Regions from separate parts of the Homo sapiens genome. Here region 2 is linked to region 1. Evidence: read pairs that join two places in POLR2A ChIA-PET (ENCODE). Cell type or tissue: A673. All regions are shown on one strand. Links, peaks and the distances in the headings refer to the core of each region. The heading gives the core; the rest is flanking DNA.

Region 1 (7,981 bases), core at 1,524-6,523:
CTGCCTATTCCTCTCTCCATTCATTGACTATCTTTAAGTGGCGTTTTTTCCTTCCCTACCTGTATTAAGATTTTCTACTTGCAGACTCTTCTCCCATGTTCACAGGAGCTGGTTTTTCCTTGTTGTGCATGGAAGCACCTTTGGTTCATGTTTAGGATATGAGCATTGTTGACAGGCACTGTTAACAGGTGAAAACATCTCAAAAGGATGCTTGATTAAAATAAGTATTTTGTTGTTCATAAGCCTCTTTATTTGGCTTTGGTAAACTAGGAGCCTAAGGTAACCTTTCATTCCAGTTTTTTAAGTTTTTGTGGTTATATTATGCAGTTTTTATTATGCAGTGCTTATTTCTTATGACAAAATATGAGTAGGTTAAATTCATACCATATCAAAATGTAGTAGTGAAAGTCTCTACTTTTCTGATCCTCAGCCCCCTAGTTCCCCCTGCTTGAGGCTATCACTGTTTCCAGTTTCATGAGTATTTGTTCGCTGATATTTTATGCATATACAACTATATATGTCTTTCCTTGCAACCCTTTGACATTATACAGATGGTAGCATACTCTTAGCTTGGAGGCTAGTCCCAGCGCATTTTTCGCCTATATTGTGTCTTAGAGATCATTTCATATTAGCACACATGGGTATACCTTGTTACAAACATGCACACACAGAAAATAAGCTTTAAAGCCGTCTGCTGTAGTGCATTGGCATTATAACATAGTGTCATGAGTCGTAGAGCTGGATTCAAATCCTGACCCTGCCATTTAAGAGCTTGTGACCTTGGGCAAGTTGAATCACTTGTCTGTGTTTCAGGTGCTCATTTGTAAAGCAGAGTTAATCTCTCTCTCACAAGGTTTTTGTAAGGATTAGAGGAGATAATGTATGTAAAGTATTTAGCACAGTGTCTTGCTTAATAAATCATAGCTATTATTGTACTCATTAATTTATCAGATCAAATGAACCCCTAATGTGTTTCTCCTTCTCAACTGAAATACACAGAAGGCATTACTTATTACTTGTTTCGTGACCTTTTGTCTTACCTTGGTTGTCCTTTTCTTCCAATTCCATAGTTTATCTTCTCTCCTACTTACCTCCTGAACTTATCCCCAACAAATGTTACATATTTCTTTTACTTTTTGAGTTTTCTTGGCCTGTTGATGAATATATTGACCTAGCATAGCCCTTGCCATTGCATTAGGTACCATCATTGTTGGTTTTAGTACTAGAAAAACTCAACAAAGAAGGAATATTTTCTTGGTGATGCTCCAGAGTGAATTTAATATTGACAATCAAATTTATTCAAGTCACTAGACAGGATGATTCCTTTTGTGATTGGGATTTCAGCTGGGATAGAACTGAGATTTGGATACAGATGGTACCTGGCAGACGGGAATAAATGTGGGGCTGAAATGCCACAGAAGCAGTTAGCAGTGTGGGCCTATCTGGGGGTGGCCTGAGGAAGGACATTCATGAGGGGGGAGTAGGTGGGGATGGGAAGGACAAAAAACCGCATTGTTAAATTAATTGGCATGACAACTCTGGCAGTGGGGCCTCACGGAGAATGAATGATATGCAGGGTGTGGTGTATGTATGTGTGGAAAATAGAAAAATGTGGTGTGTAGAAACTGGAAGAACTGTCTCCCTGGGTTATTTTAACGTTCTGCTTCAGAGTACAAGCAGTTTAGCTGTGGGAAGCCCCCACCCTTTTCCACAGGAGAGGGATGGCTCTCATTTGACACAAGCTGTCATGCTTGTAGGAGTCAGGATTGTTGCACCCAGAAATGCTTGTGGAGGGTCTTGTAAGGGGTTGAGTGCCTGTAAGAGCATCTGGGGGCTTAGACCGGTGGCCCTCAAGGTATTAATTCCTTATCAGTGTGTTCCCATCTACACCCATGGCTGGTGTGGCCTAACCAAGCTGGCTTACCTTTTAGAAGTTTCTTTTTATTATCTCCTCAAGAGTACATGCTCTGGCTTCTTGGCCTGGCAGGCTTTCATTACTTACATGATACATATATGTACTCTTTGATAATCTTATGTTTTTGTCCCTTGTAAGTTTCTGCAATTGTATACTGCATTGATGAAGGAGGGTCTGCTCTCCTCTCCCAGGGTGTCTAGTGATGGCCTGCATGTCTCTGGTCTGTTTATTGCCAACTCAAGTACCTTTTTTGCCATTCCATCGTGAAAGAAATCAAAATATAGCATTTTGAAATACATTTGAAATGTTCTGTTTAAGGATTTCACTTTAGTTATACTGTTTCTACTTTATATTACAAATCTGGTTTCCTCTTCCATTTGCCTATATCTAACCCATTCTTAGTCTTTTTTTTTTTTTTTTTGCATTTGCTTTTCTGAAAATTTGAGCATTGAAAGGGAGGGCAGCTTGATCATGGACCAGGGCTTTCTGAGAATGCGAAAAAATGAATTTCACCTTGCCAAATAGAATTGCCTGGATGTGGTGGAGGGATATGATGAGGCAGAATCACAATTCTTCTACACTTTTGAAATTGTTCTCCCCAATTTATTCCCCCTTTCCTCATTCTCTTCTGATGTATGGGTTTAGGAAGCTCCGGATGACTGTTTCACACACGCACTCCCCTCTCATTCTCTCCTGCCCGTCCTTCCCACCGCACACATGCGCTGAAGGAGGTGAGCATTCTGGAGACCTGAGTCTCATTTCCAGATATCTTTGCCATCGTTTGCAGTTACAGCTTTTTTTTTCTATTTTTTTCCCCCTATCTCTTGTAAGTTCTCATATTATACATACTTTGAACTGTGGAGATAGCCACAAGTAAAATAAAAGTATATGTTTTTATATTCTATGGAGTAAGAACTCATGTTACTATAGTAACATGCTGCTCTGTAGCAGTCAGAATTGTGTATTTCAGTGTCAGAGTTCCCTGTTAAAAAATTAGCCTTAATATTGATTTCCTCCTGCTCCCACCTTGGTTGGTATATGAAAACCCTAAAGATGAAGCATTTTTAACTAATTTTTGTTCTTTACACATAATCAGAAATCAAACTAAATCCATCTGTGATGTTAGCTTATGGTCTTTCTAGATTTTAGCCAAAGATCTTGTATATTTTAAGCAGTTGCCCTGTTTTAATATTAATCATGGCCATCCCAGAATAAGTCCTGCTTGACACAGGGCATTTGTTCAACTAGTTATCTTTGTTAAAAAAGAAAATACCATAAGACCAGTCATATTTTGCTGCATCTAGAGTGAGACCAAACTTTATAATATAGTGATAAGCTTGACCAAAAAAATGTTTAACAATTTTGGTATGTTTCAGGAATTGGAGAAATTAGTATGTTGGTACTGTAAGGAAAAATGTGGGTTAAAAAAAAAATCCAGCTAGGACTCAGCAGTCTTAATTTAAACCTTGTGCTTGACAAAAATTGAATGTTGCCTGTATACTCCAGACACAATCGTGAAGCTCAGTTTCTGTATTTTTCTTCTGAAATTTAACTTCTGCTAATATAACATAGGATATGTGGATGTCTTGCAATCCTAAAATTTTAAGATATTTCAGGGCTTATCAACTGAAGGCTCTTGAAATGAAAACTACTACATGTATTCATCATACGTGAAATAAAATCTTTTTGAAACTAAAAATCCTTTAAAAAATTCACAAGCAAGATGATACTATAGAATTTCTTTTGACAGATTCCTTAGAAACGTCAAAATCAAAGTGAAAACAAGTTGGAAAATCCTCTTTGATTTTGCTGGGTCACTTAATTTGAGTTGATTTCTTCAGAGCACATAACGTTTCTTAAAGTACAGTACTAATGACAGAGTCCCAGGTGGCCAGCCTTGTGAGCTGCGAACTTTGTCCTGTTGTACTACCTCTGGCTCTAGAGACTCAGCCTAGGAATGTGAATTGGTGAGAATATGTCAGAACCTGGCTTCCTATTGTAGGAACTCAGTGCACTTATTTGGTTGATACTGAGTCGCTATAAAAATCATTGACATGAATGACAAGTTGTGTTTTTTTCCCCAACAGTTAAAGACATTTTACATACAGTATGTGAAGTTACTTTCCAAAGAAACATTCTTCATGTTTTCGCAAGTTTTTTTTTAAACCTAATATTTAATGCAATGAATGTGGGTTGGTTTCTCTTCTTCCTTCTTCCTTCTCCTCCTCCTCCTCCCCCTCCCTCTCCCCTCTCCCTCCCATCCCCTCCCCCCTCCTTCCCCTCCCTCCCTTCCTTCCTTCCTTCTCCTTCCTTCCTTCCTTCCTTCCTTCCTTCCTTCCTTCCTTCCTTCCTTCCTCCTTTTCTCTCTCTCTCTCTCTCTTTCTCTCTTTGTTTCCATTGTAAACATATTTGCAGGATTCAGAGGTGAAACTGTAGCGGAATGTATACACAGAAGCTCTGCTTATACCTTTGTTCCCCCAGCCTGTTTGCCCTCTCCCTCTACAGGTCATCATTTTTATTAGCTTCTTTCTAAAGTTTTTTTTTTTTTTCACTTAGGTGCCACACAGCATCGAGTGAACTATTTTAAAGTGAACAGTTGAGTAGTGTTGAATACATCCAGAGTGCTGTGTGATCACCACCTCTAGTTCCGGGACAGTTTCATCCCCCACCAAAGGAAGTCCCATACGTATTAAGCAGCCCCTAATGACCATCCACCCGTGTTCTGCTTCTATGGATTTATCTATTCTGAATATTTTATATACAGGAATAAGACTTTGTGTCTGGCTGCTTTTGCCTGGTGTGATGTTTGAGGTTCATCTGGGTTGTGTTTTGTCATTACATCATATCTTTTTATGACTGAATAATATTCCATTGTATGTATGTGCCACAGTTTGTTTATCCATTCATCTGTTAATGGATATCTGTGTTGTTTCCACCTTTTGGCTATTGTGAATAGTGTTGCTGTGAACATGTATGTGTGTTTGAACACCTGTTTTCTCTTCTTTTTGGTATATGCCTAGAAGTTGCATTACTGGGTCATATGGCAATCCTGTGTTTCACTTTTCAAGGAACCACCAAACTCTCTCCCACAGTGGAAATGGAACAATTTCCACCAACAATGTAGAAGAATTCCAGTTGGTCAGATTGTTGCCTACACTTACTTTCCTTTTTTAAAAAAAATTCAGTGGCATTCAGGGATCTTCATAATCTGAGCTTTGTTTTCCTTTGCAGTGTAATCTCTTCCTGGTTTCACATGCCACTTTCAGAATACTGGATTATGGTAATTGCACTCTTTTGCTCCCTTCTCTTCACCTAATGTGTTGTCCCCACCTGCCCTTTTCCCCCACCCATAAGACCTTGTCTCTGTCTCTGTCGCCCAGGCTGGGGTGTGGTGGTGTGATCACAGCTCACTACAGCGTCTACCTCCCAGGTTCAAACAGTCCTCCCACCTCAGCCTTCCAAGTAGCTGGGATCACAGGTGTGTGCCGCCACACCTGGCTCATTTTTGTTTTTGTTTTTGTTTTGCCATGTTGCCGAGGCTCGTCTCAAACTCCTGGACCCAAGCAAGCTGCCCATCTCGGCCTCCTAGAGTGCTGAAATTACAGGCGTGAACCAATGCACCAGACCAGGTTTTGCCCTTTTGTTTGCAGGTCCCTTTAACTGTGATGCTGTCTCCTAGCCCCCTTCCCCCACTCGACCGAGGGCCAGGCAAATTCCAACTCATTTGCTGAGTTTCAGTCTTCACCAAGTCTGTGAACTTCAAAAGACGTTATTCATTGTTACATTCCCTGCATCCGGCACAGTACCTGATGTCTGATGGGAACCCAATACATGTTTGAGTGAATGAATATGTTGTATAATTCTTTTTTCTTTATCACGATTGCTGCTGGTGCCGATTGAATTTCCAGAGCTTGCTGTAAAAGATAGGAAGAAAATATGTGGTAACATTGGCCAGTGTTTGGGCCATAAGATGTGTAGAGGTTCTAAGGAAAAATACACTTCCAAACTCATTCACATTGCTGGTCATGTTCAGTTCCTGTGGCTGTAGGACTGAGGCTCCTGTTTTCTTGCTGGCAGTCAGCTGGGGCCACACACTGCTTCTAGAGGTCAACTTGAATTCCTTTTCGTGTGCCCCACTCCATCTTCAAACCAGCAATGGTGTGTCAGGTCCTTTGTATGCTTTGAGTATTTCTGACTTACGTTTTTAGTTGGAGAAACTCTGGGTTCATGTACCTAGATCAGGTCCACCTTAATTATTTCCCTGCCTTCAGGTTAAATGTGCTGTAGAATATGACATTGTCACAGAAGTGAGATCTCATCTTTAGTTACAGGTTCCAGAGTATGGGGCAGAACATTTTTGAATTCTGCCTAGCACAGTGTTTATAGTTTATTGATCTGTAGATAGGTTGGGTAAAGGTTCTTCTTCAGCCAGTAAAATGTCATCTTCTCTGTCTTTTGATTGCAGGGTTTCTATTACCTATGTCCATTTCTTTAAGCCGTTTGGTCTCATATTCCTCTGTGTGTTACAAGAATTGTATCATGTTATCTATTTCATGTAGAAGTAAGCATGAGAGAAATGAGTGTAAATGGGCTGTTGGCCCTCACAGTAAAATCTGGTATCTATTCTAGGGAGATACTCATGTTTTTCTCCTTTTTCACATTGCTGTCGTAGGGTCAGATTCATTTTTCATGGTCATTTTTCTGGTTCTCTTTTAGCATTTGAAATTGAGTAGATTGTTTTGATTGTAAGAATGTTTTTTAAAAGTAAATTTTTATTAAAATGTATATATGGAAAGGAAGACAAATAGTATATTGCTTGATAAATTTTCACAAAGAGACATGCACATGTAATTAATACCCAAATCAAAGCATTAGAATATTTACTAGTACCCTAGAAGCCTTACCTACTCAATAGCTCCCTTAAAGGCAGTTTTTTGCTTGCCTGTTAATTTGATGAACTTTCAGCCTTTGAAAAGTCGTTACAAAAAGCCGATGTGTAAAATGTTTGGAGGATAGGATAAGAATAGGAGGTGGCTCTTGGAAGTTTGTTTGCTCCTGAGTATGGGACCTAGTGATCAAAGATGAAGTGGAACTAGATACTTTATCTTCCCTGTAATAGGAAATACACTCCCATTGTATAACTGTAATTTTTACTCATAAAAATGGGTTTTGCACTCAAAGCAAAAGTAGGCTCTTACTTTTACTGTTAAAATAGAAACTGGAAAACTGTTCTTTAGAAAAGTCATCCTAATGGGTTCAATTTGAGGTAGTTGCTGGTTTTTATATTTTTATTTTTTTGACCAGTGCTTTAAGTTTTTCTCCTGTAATTTTATTAAACCTATGCCCAGGAAAAAGTAAACGGCAAGATTTCAGAATCTGAAAGTTTCTTACGTTTGAAAGAAAGTCCTCCCATGCTTCATTTTTCCTAACAGAAGGTAAACTTTCCATGCTGAACTTGTCTCTATTTTTAACAGAGGACAAGCTTTAGGAAACTGTATTCAAGCCACATATAGTGTGGTAGATTCTGGTGGTGGAGCAGCTATTAGTTATGTTTCTCTGGAACTGCATTTATCATCACTGTTACCAAAAGCATCCTAGGTTCCTTGGGAAGAAGATCTTAAAGTTCTCTACCAAACCACTTTTTTTTTTTGGTGATGCTTCAGTCTCACAGGTGATGCTTAAAACACAGATTCTGATGTGGAGATTTGAGATCTTACAACCATAGACCATATGTTAAACATTGACTACACAAGGATTCGTGATCTGAGCATTAATAGCCTGTTTTTTTCCTAATTGCATGTTTTATAGTAATCCTAACCTTTAATATATAAGATCCTAACCTTTATATTTAACGTCTTAACCTATTGCTCTGTATTTCTTTAATGCCATGGATTATTGCTTACAGTTATAAATGAAATAAGTAATTTTACTTTATATTTTCATTGATATTCAACGAATACCAATTTAAGGAGAGAAACATAGATATACTTTTAAAGAATTTAAGCGTGGCACTTAAGATTCTTTTTATTATAATAAGCATGTGAAGAAGCTCTTTTTCTGTAATCC
Region 2 (7,981 bases), core at 1,534-6,533, 310 kb before region 1:
TCTTCTTCCCCGCTCCCCCCAGTCATTTCTTCCCTGCCTGGACTCACTCTGTGGGAAGTGATGGTATCTGAGGACTGCAATATGCTCCACGCCAGGCCCCCATCCATCACCAGCTTCCTGCTGGTTACCATGGAGACGGAATGTGGGGTCCCCACTGGGATGGCACATTCAGAGTCCCTGGGCGAGGGAGTATTTGTGGGCAAAGGGACACTGTGAGATCCAGGACCACCCAGAGTGGGGCCACGCAGAGGTCCACGCAGGCAAGAGAGGCCAAGGGGGAAGGAGGCAGCTGAGAAAAACTGCTGGATGTGCACAGAACTAAGGGCAGCATCCATGAACGTCTGGAAGACCAGACCAACCGCACGTGGAACTCTGGTGAGCTGAAGAAACCAGACCCTGACTATGGCACAGAGGTCTGGGCGAGCTAAGAGGTCAGCAGCTTCTTAAGTCCACAGCCCACCGTGAAGATACCACGTGCCTTCCCAGGTAGGGAAACACTGGATAATCTCAATAGTCACTTCTGCAGCTATCTAAGACACGCCTTCATATATATATATATGTGTGTGTGTGTGTATACACATATACACACACACACACATATATAGGAGCAAATGATAGCATCCATAGGAAAGCTTAGTTCACAGCCTGCCACATAGAAACTCAATATATATCTCTCTCATATATTATATATGTAACAATATATATTATTGATATATGATAGATATATAATTATATGTAATATCATATAAATATACATTATTGTATATAATATACAATTATATATTATATATTTATATGAAATATGTTATATATGATATATAATTAAGTATATATTTGCATTTTTAATTTATTATATTTTATTATATATTATACATAATGTATATCATATATATTTATAATTTTAAATTAAAATATATATTTCAATAAATATATATTTAAATATATAATATATAAAAATAAATATAAATTTAACATATATTTTACTATATATTTATAATTATAAATATTTATATATAATATATATAATTTATATATAATATAATATAAATTTATTTATAAATATAAATATATAATATATAATATAATAAAAATTTATATACAATATAAATTTATGAATATTTATAATTTATTGTAATTATTGTTTTTTATGAGACGGTCTCGCTGTGTTGCCCAGGCTGGTCTTAAACCCCGGGGCTCAAGCGATCCTTCTGCCTCAGCCTCCCAAATAGCTGGAGTTACAGGAAGGCACCCCTGCCCCTGGCTTAGCGCAGGCCTCTAATGAGCCTAGCAGCATGCTGGATTTCTTTTGACAACGGAGGCTGGCCATAGGAAGGTAAGGAGAGAGTCTAGGAAGAGACCAGGAACCTGGCTACACCTTAGTGGGGTCACCCTACACTCAGGATATGGGGCTCCGTTTTGTAAGCTCAAGGAATTTACTATTTCCTCCTTCATTCTGGTCACTGAATGCTTAAGAGGCTGACTCATAAACCATAATGCTTATTTATTTGGGACAGGGTCTTGCTCTGTCACCCAAGCTGGAGTGCAGTGGCACAATCACAGCTCACTGCAGCCTTGACCTGGGCTCCAGCAATCCTCCCACCTCAGCCTCCTGAGTAGCTACTACTACAGGAGCTTGCCACCATGCCTGGCTAATTAAAGAAAAATTATTATTATTATTTTTTTTTGTAGAGATAGGGTCTCGTTATGTTGCCTAGGCTGGCCTTGAACACCTGGGCTCAAATGATCCTCTTGCCTTGGTCTCCCAAAGCTCTGGGATTACAGGCGGGAGCCACTGCACCTGGCCCTAATTTACCTTTTTATTATAAGTGGCCATTTTCTTCTGGGGAAGCATGATAAAGTGGACTTTGGAGGGAGGCAGGCCTGGGTTTGAACCTGGCTCTACCACTTACTGGCTGAGTGAGGAGGGAAAGTGGCTTGAACTCTCCAAGCCTCGAATGCTTTACCTGTCGAATGGGAGTGATGACAATATATAAATTTCACAGGGTTGCTTTAAGGAGCAAATGAAATCATACAAAAGAAAGCTTAGTTCAGGGCCTGCCACATAGAAACTCAATAAATATTTCCTGTTAACTACACAGAACTGTGTCCCTAGGAGACAGTGTGTTTAGTCAAAAAAAAAAAAAAAAAACCAAAAAACAGTGAGGAGTGGGGTGTGTGATGTGACCAAATGGATTGGTAAGCCTGGTATCACAGGACTTCTCAGATCCTTTGCACATGAATCTTGCTAAGGAAGGTGCAGCACGCAGCATTTCCCAGCTTATCTGACCATGGCACCCTTGGTTCATGGAGCAACTCACGAACTAGTGTTCTGTGTGGCATACACTTTGAGAAACATCATCACAGGCCATGTGTCCATCAACCTGGAGAAGCTGATGAACTCACGTGCACTCTGGGGATGCATCTGTTCAGAGAATGTGGACTGGTCGGTAGCATCAGGCCATTCCCTCCCCAGGAAAGTGGAGGGGAAAAGCACATGCACAAGTCTTACTCTTGGACAAGAACACCGTCTTCAGTCATGGCACCAATATCCATGATGGATAAGCTCAGTGAATGAGATCACTTTGCATTCATTTACATTCTGGCTTGGAGTCTACTGATGAGGTGTGGGAAGGACCCAGTCACTGCGGAAACTCGGCTCAATTCATCTTTTAGGGCAAGTGATCCCTGCTGGGAATCGCTCATTCATTTCTCTTCAATTCCTATCAGGTGGAATTTCAGGGCATGGCATTTTCTGAGCCTGCTCCCAAATTCTGGAAAGAGGGAGGGAGTGGGTGGAAGTGCAGAGGGCTTGGGACAAGATAGTCAAACAAGCTCTACTGCAACCAGCAGGGTGGCCTGGCCCAGAGCACGATAAACCATCAAGATACTTCCCTGCCTATGAAATCAAAACCATAACAGCTCCTCCAACTGTGGGTGGTGAGTTAATATTTATACACTCTATAGATTTATTCTAGAAGAGGAAACTGAGGAACTCTCCTAGAATCCAGCAGAAAAAGGTGGTGGTGGGTGGAGCTGGACAGGATAAAAGAAAAGCTAAGTGGAAGACAGATTGAGAAGTTGCAACGGTTGTCTTACAGGTGATACAGATGGAGAAAATTAAAAGAATGGAGAGGAAGAGAAATTCAAAGAAACTCTAGAAAAAAAATCCCAGAATTGAAAAAATATAGGAATCCTAAGCTCAAATAATGCAATGGTTTCCATGCCAGTGAGTGCATGTGCACAGCTGTACGGTAAGTCCTCAGTCGGCATTGCCCACTCGTTCTTAGAAACTGCAATTTTAAGCAAAATGACCTGTAAGGCAATGAATTTTACCATAGGCTAATGATTACAAACAGGAATTAAGTTTCTACTCACAAAAACATCACCAAACAACAGCAACAACTACTACTACAACTTCTTCTTTTTCCTCCTCCTCTTCCTCCTCTTCCTCCTCCTCCTCCTCCTCCTCCTCTTCTTCTTCTTCTTTCTTCTTTCTTCTTCTGTCTCACTCTGTTACCCAGGCTGGAATGCGGTGCTGGAATCATGGCATACTCACTGTAGCTTTGACCTCCCAGGCTCAAGTGATCCTCCTGCCTTAGCCTCAAAAAGTGCTGGGATTTCAGGCATCAGCCATTGTACCTGGCCTACCAAACTTCTCAAGACCAAAACACTTCTAGTATTAAACATGGAAATAAATGTGCACTATACATAGAATAAATATGAGCTTAAGAAAGATTCATTAAGAACAGCAAATAATTATTTACCCATTTATTGCAGTTAAGGGTCTTGGGTGGTCAGAGCCCATCCCAGCAGCTCAGGACACAAGATGGGCACCAGCCCAGGATAGGACACCATCGCGGGGCATCTCTCACACCCCACACTCACTCAGACTGCAGCCATGTAGACGCACCAATGAACCTAATATGCACACCTTTGGGATACGAGAGGAAACCGCAATACCCAGAGAAAACCCACACAGACGTAGGGAGACTCACAGACTCCACACAGGCAGTGGTCCCAGCCAGGAATCAACTTTTTTTCCCATTGACATTATAATGAAACAACATTGAATGAAATGACATCAATACCCTCCTCTGAAAAACTCAGACTTCAGCTTGGAAGACAAACCAATACACCAGAGAATCAGAAAACAAGAAGACAATTGTACATCTTGATTTTAGCTTCTGACCAATTTTCTATGATAACCTTGAGAACAAGATGATAGAATTGGGACTGACTGGTTTTCCTCATAGGTGAACGCACAGGTGGTTGAACAGCATTACCTAAATAGTATTGATAATAGTGTTTTCTTTGTGCTGAATACATTTTAGACCTTGGAGAATGTCTAAGGGGTTAGACGAAAGAGCTCATTTCTGGACCCTGTTTTGTTCAACACCTTTGGCAATGATGTGTGTGATGACATACAGGAGAACCTTATCAGATTTGCAGGTCACATAAAGTTGGGAAAAATGGTTAATATGATAAATGCACTCATCAATATTCAAAAAGACTTGACAGGCAAGAAGATAGGGCCCAAACCACAAGATGGAATTCAACAGAAATTAACGTAAAGTGCTGAATTTTGCCTTAAAATTTTGCCCAAGGGCAGGATGGGGGAGAATTGGCTTGGCAGAGGCTTAGGAAGGAAGGAAGGAAGGAAGGAAGGAGGGAGGGAGGGAGGGAGGGAAGGAAGGAAGGAAGGAAAGAAGGACGGAAGGAAGGAAGGAAGGAAGGAAGGAAGGACTGACTTTATCAGATTTTAGCTGGTCACACAAAGTTGGGAAAGATGGTTAATATAACAAAGGAGGAAGGAAAACAGGAAGGAAAAAAAAAGAAAGAAAAAGGAAGGAAAGAAGGAAAGGGAAGAAAAACACTGTGGGCTTTTAATTAACTAAATGTTCAATGTGACCCGGTAATGTAATAAGTGACACTTAAACCATAAGGGCAGATTATACGAAGAAGGCAAACTGTAGATGCTGTAATTTCTCCCTTCTCTCCCACTCCCAACCCAGTGGATACAAAATTATGAGAAATCATTTTATCGCTAGCAGACAGGATCGAGCTGAAAGAGAAAACCCAAGTCCGGAGGCTGCAGGAAAGACCAACTCCAAGACCGCAGACACCAGATACAAAGGATAGCTCTAGGGTGACAAGTTAGAGCTCTGCCTGAGACAGGGACAGCTGCCCGGGTTGAACCTCCTGCAAACTCCCCTCACCCCATTCCATGGCCAGGCAGCACCCCAGGGAGATGTCTTCCCTCCTGCAGGCAGACTGCGGGCCTGGCGGTCAGAGAGGCACGACGGTGCTTGCGGGGAGGGTTGGGCTGTGCAGGTGAGACCCAGGAGGAACAGGAAGCCTCAGATTCTAGAAAAGGAGTCCCTACAACGCAGCAGGGATCATCTCGTGCTCACCAAAAGGCCGCAGGCACAGATACAGTCAGAGCTGACCATTTGGAGAGGATGCCCAATGTGAACGTGGTCCTCTCCCCAGGAAACACTAGACACTGGAGGAAAGCCAACGCCGTAAGAGAAACAACCAAGCACGGTCAAGGAAAGCGTTCACAGGGCCAGCAGAACAAGCCATTAGATTGTGCGTGCTTCATGTCCTCAGAAAGACGCAAGAGAGCATTGGCTCCACAAATAGAAATTAAAACAAAACATCACCGCTGGGTGCGGTGGCTCACGCCTGTAATCCCGTCACTTTGGGAGGCCGAGGCGGGCGGATCACGAGGTCAGGAGATCGAGATCATCCTGGCCAACATAGTGAAACCCCATCTCTACTAAAAATACAAAAAATTAGCTGGGCGTGGTGGCAGGTGCCTGTAGTCCCAGCTACTCGGGAGGCTGAGGCAGGAGAATGGCGTGAACCTGGGAGGCGGAGCTTGCAGTGATCTGAGATCGTGCCACTGCACTCCAGCCTGGGTGATAGAGTGAGACTCCGTCTCAAAAAAAAAAAACCCAGAAAACCCCCCCAAAACATCACCAAAACAACAACAACAACAAAACCAAACAGTAGATGGACTGAATTTACAGAATGGACACAGCTCATGACCAAATCACTGACTTAGCAGATGGAATTGAGGAATTCTCCCACAATCCAGAGAAAAAAGGCATTGGGGGTGGCCTGGATAGGATAAAAGAAAAGTTAAAGAGATGTGGGAGATAGATCCGGAAGTTCCCACGTTTGTCTTACAGGTGACCTAGCAGGAGAAAATGAAAAGAACAGAGAGGAAGATAAACTCAACAAAACTCTAGAAGAAAAGCTCCCAGAATTGAAAAAAGATATGAATCCTGAGCTCAGAAAGATGCACAAAGTGCCCGGAAGAACGAAGGGGAAAAAAAAAAAACCACAGCAATTCACGTGATGCTGAAGTCTCAGATGCCAGGCTTGCGAGAAAAAGTCTTGAAAGCTTGCAGGGATCTGTTACCTGCAAAGCTATAGAATCAGATGGATCAATTGGCAATACCTGGTCCAAGAAGACAGTATCTTTAACATTCTAAGGAAAAACAATTTTGAAACTAGAATTCTATATTTAGCTCGACAATGATTTCAAGTATAAACATAGAAAAAAAAATTTCACACATGCAAGGACTGAAAAAGTTTCCCATCCATAGACGTTCAATGAAACCATCACCAAAAGCAGTACATCGGCAAGGAGGAAGAAAGACTCCAAGGGGAAGAAATAGGATATAAGGAACAATGGTAGTTGCCTGTTATGGACTGCACAGCATCCCCCCGAAGGCATAAGTTGAAGTCCTAACCTTCCGTAGCTCAGAATGTGACTGTATTTGGAGATAAGTTCTTTAAAGAGGTAACTAAGCTGAAATGAGAGTTAAGTGGAGCCCTAATCCAATCTGCCTGCTGTCCTTATATGAGAATACGTTAGGTTCGTGCAAAAGTAATTCCAATCCTTGCCATTATATAATGGTAAGAACCACAATTACTTTTGCACCAACCTAATATAATTTGAGGAAAAAAGCATGAAAAGTAACTAGGAAGATTTTTATGCTATTTTTGAGACAGGGTCTTGCTCTGTTGCCCAGGCTGGAGTGCAGTGGGGCCAGCAGAGCTCACTGCAGCCTTGATCTCCCAGGCTCAAGTGATCCTCCTGCCTCAGCTCCTGAGTAGCTGAGACTACAAGTGTGCACCACCATGCCCAGCTAATTTTTTAATCTTTTGTAGAGACAGGGTCTTACTATGTTGCCCAGGCTGGTCTCAAACTCCTGGGCTTAAGAGATCCTCCTGCCTCAGCTTCCCAAAGTGCTGGGATTACAGATGTGAGCCACTGTGCCTGGCCACTTTTCATGCTATTAAGCATGAATGCTTGCATGCCTCACAATCTGGCTTCACAGCACATAAAGCAAAACTGATAGAAATACAGGAAGAAATCGGTAAAGACATTGCCACAGTAAAGAGACTTCCTGCAGTCCTCTGAGACGGGGACGGCAAGTACAGGGAGAGATGATTCAAATAGTTAGCATGTTTGCTCTAATAGAGCTACAGAACTCTGTACCCAACAAATAGAAGAAAAAAAACTCTTTTCAATTACACATGGAAATTCTACAAAAATTCAACACAGATTAGCCACAAAGGAAATTTCAAGTAATAATGAAACGCAGAAATAGCATATGGCATATTTGCTGACAAAGACATAATAAAATTTTTAAAATGACAAAAGAATACCCCCTCTAATCTATAAACCAGAATATTTACAATTATTTAAAAATGAACCATAACGAGAGCAGAAACTGCTAGAATCAATATGAGAGTGCAATAAGGTGGCTAAATCCAAAGTCAACTTGCATCTCTCCAGATATTAAAACATATTATAAGACTACAGGCCACAGTGGCACAGAAACAGATAATTAGATGAATGAACAAAAGTCTAGCAGACAGCCAGTGTAGGTGTAAAAATTTAGTGTATGATTAGGGTGACATTTCAAACCAAGGTAGAAATTCAAGTGCTGATGGATAATTGGCT

The links. Peaks named below come from ENCODE experiments on the same cell type or tissue, not always from the same donor. Only the 100,000 strongest peaks of a DNase experiment are listed, where the experiment ranks them.
Region 2: POLR2A ChIA-PET joins it to region 1 with 5 read pairs; 1 of 35 experiments calls an interaction of 5 or more read pairs at or near these places.

Annotation. Positions count from the first base shown.
Region 1 is chr7:3,317,560-3,325,540 of GRCh38, forward strand. The region is part of intron 1 of SDK1 (sidekick cell adhesion molecule 1); the gene reads left to right. SDK1-AS1 (SDK1 antisense RNA 1) reads right to left here. Exons shown (of 3, transcript XR_001744897.3): 1 at 1-7,981. Among named protein-coding and RNA genes, the nearest start is that of SDK1, 20 kb to the left of the region's middle. In A673, for the core only: no CTCF peak of the experiment used is centred there; a DNase peak (open chromatin) is centred at 4,422; H3K27ac peaks cover 4,608 bases.
Region 2 is chr7:3,004,005-3,011,985 of GRCh38, forward strand. All of the region lies in intron 1 of CARD11 (caspase recruitment domain family member 11), which reads right to left. Among named protein-coding and RNA genes, the nearest start is that of CARD11, 36 kb to the right of the region's middle. In A673, for the core only: no CTCF peak of the experiment used is centred there; a DNase peak (open chromatin) is centred at 4,617; H3K27ac peaks cover 2,640 bases.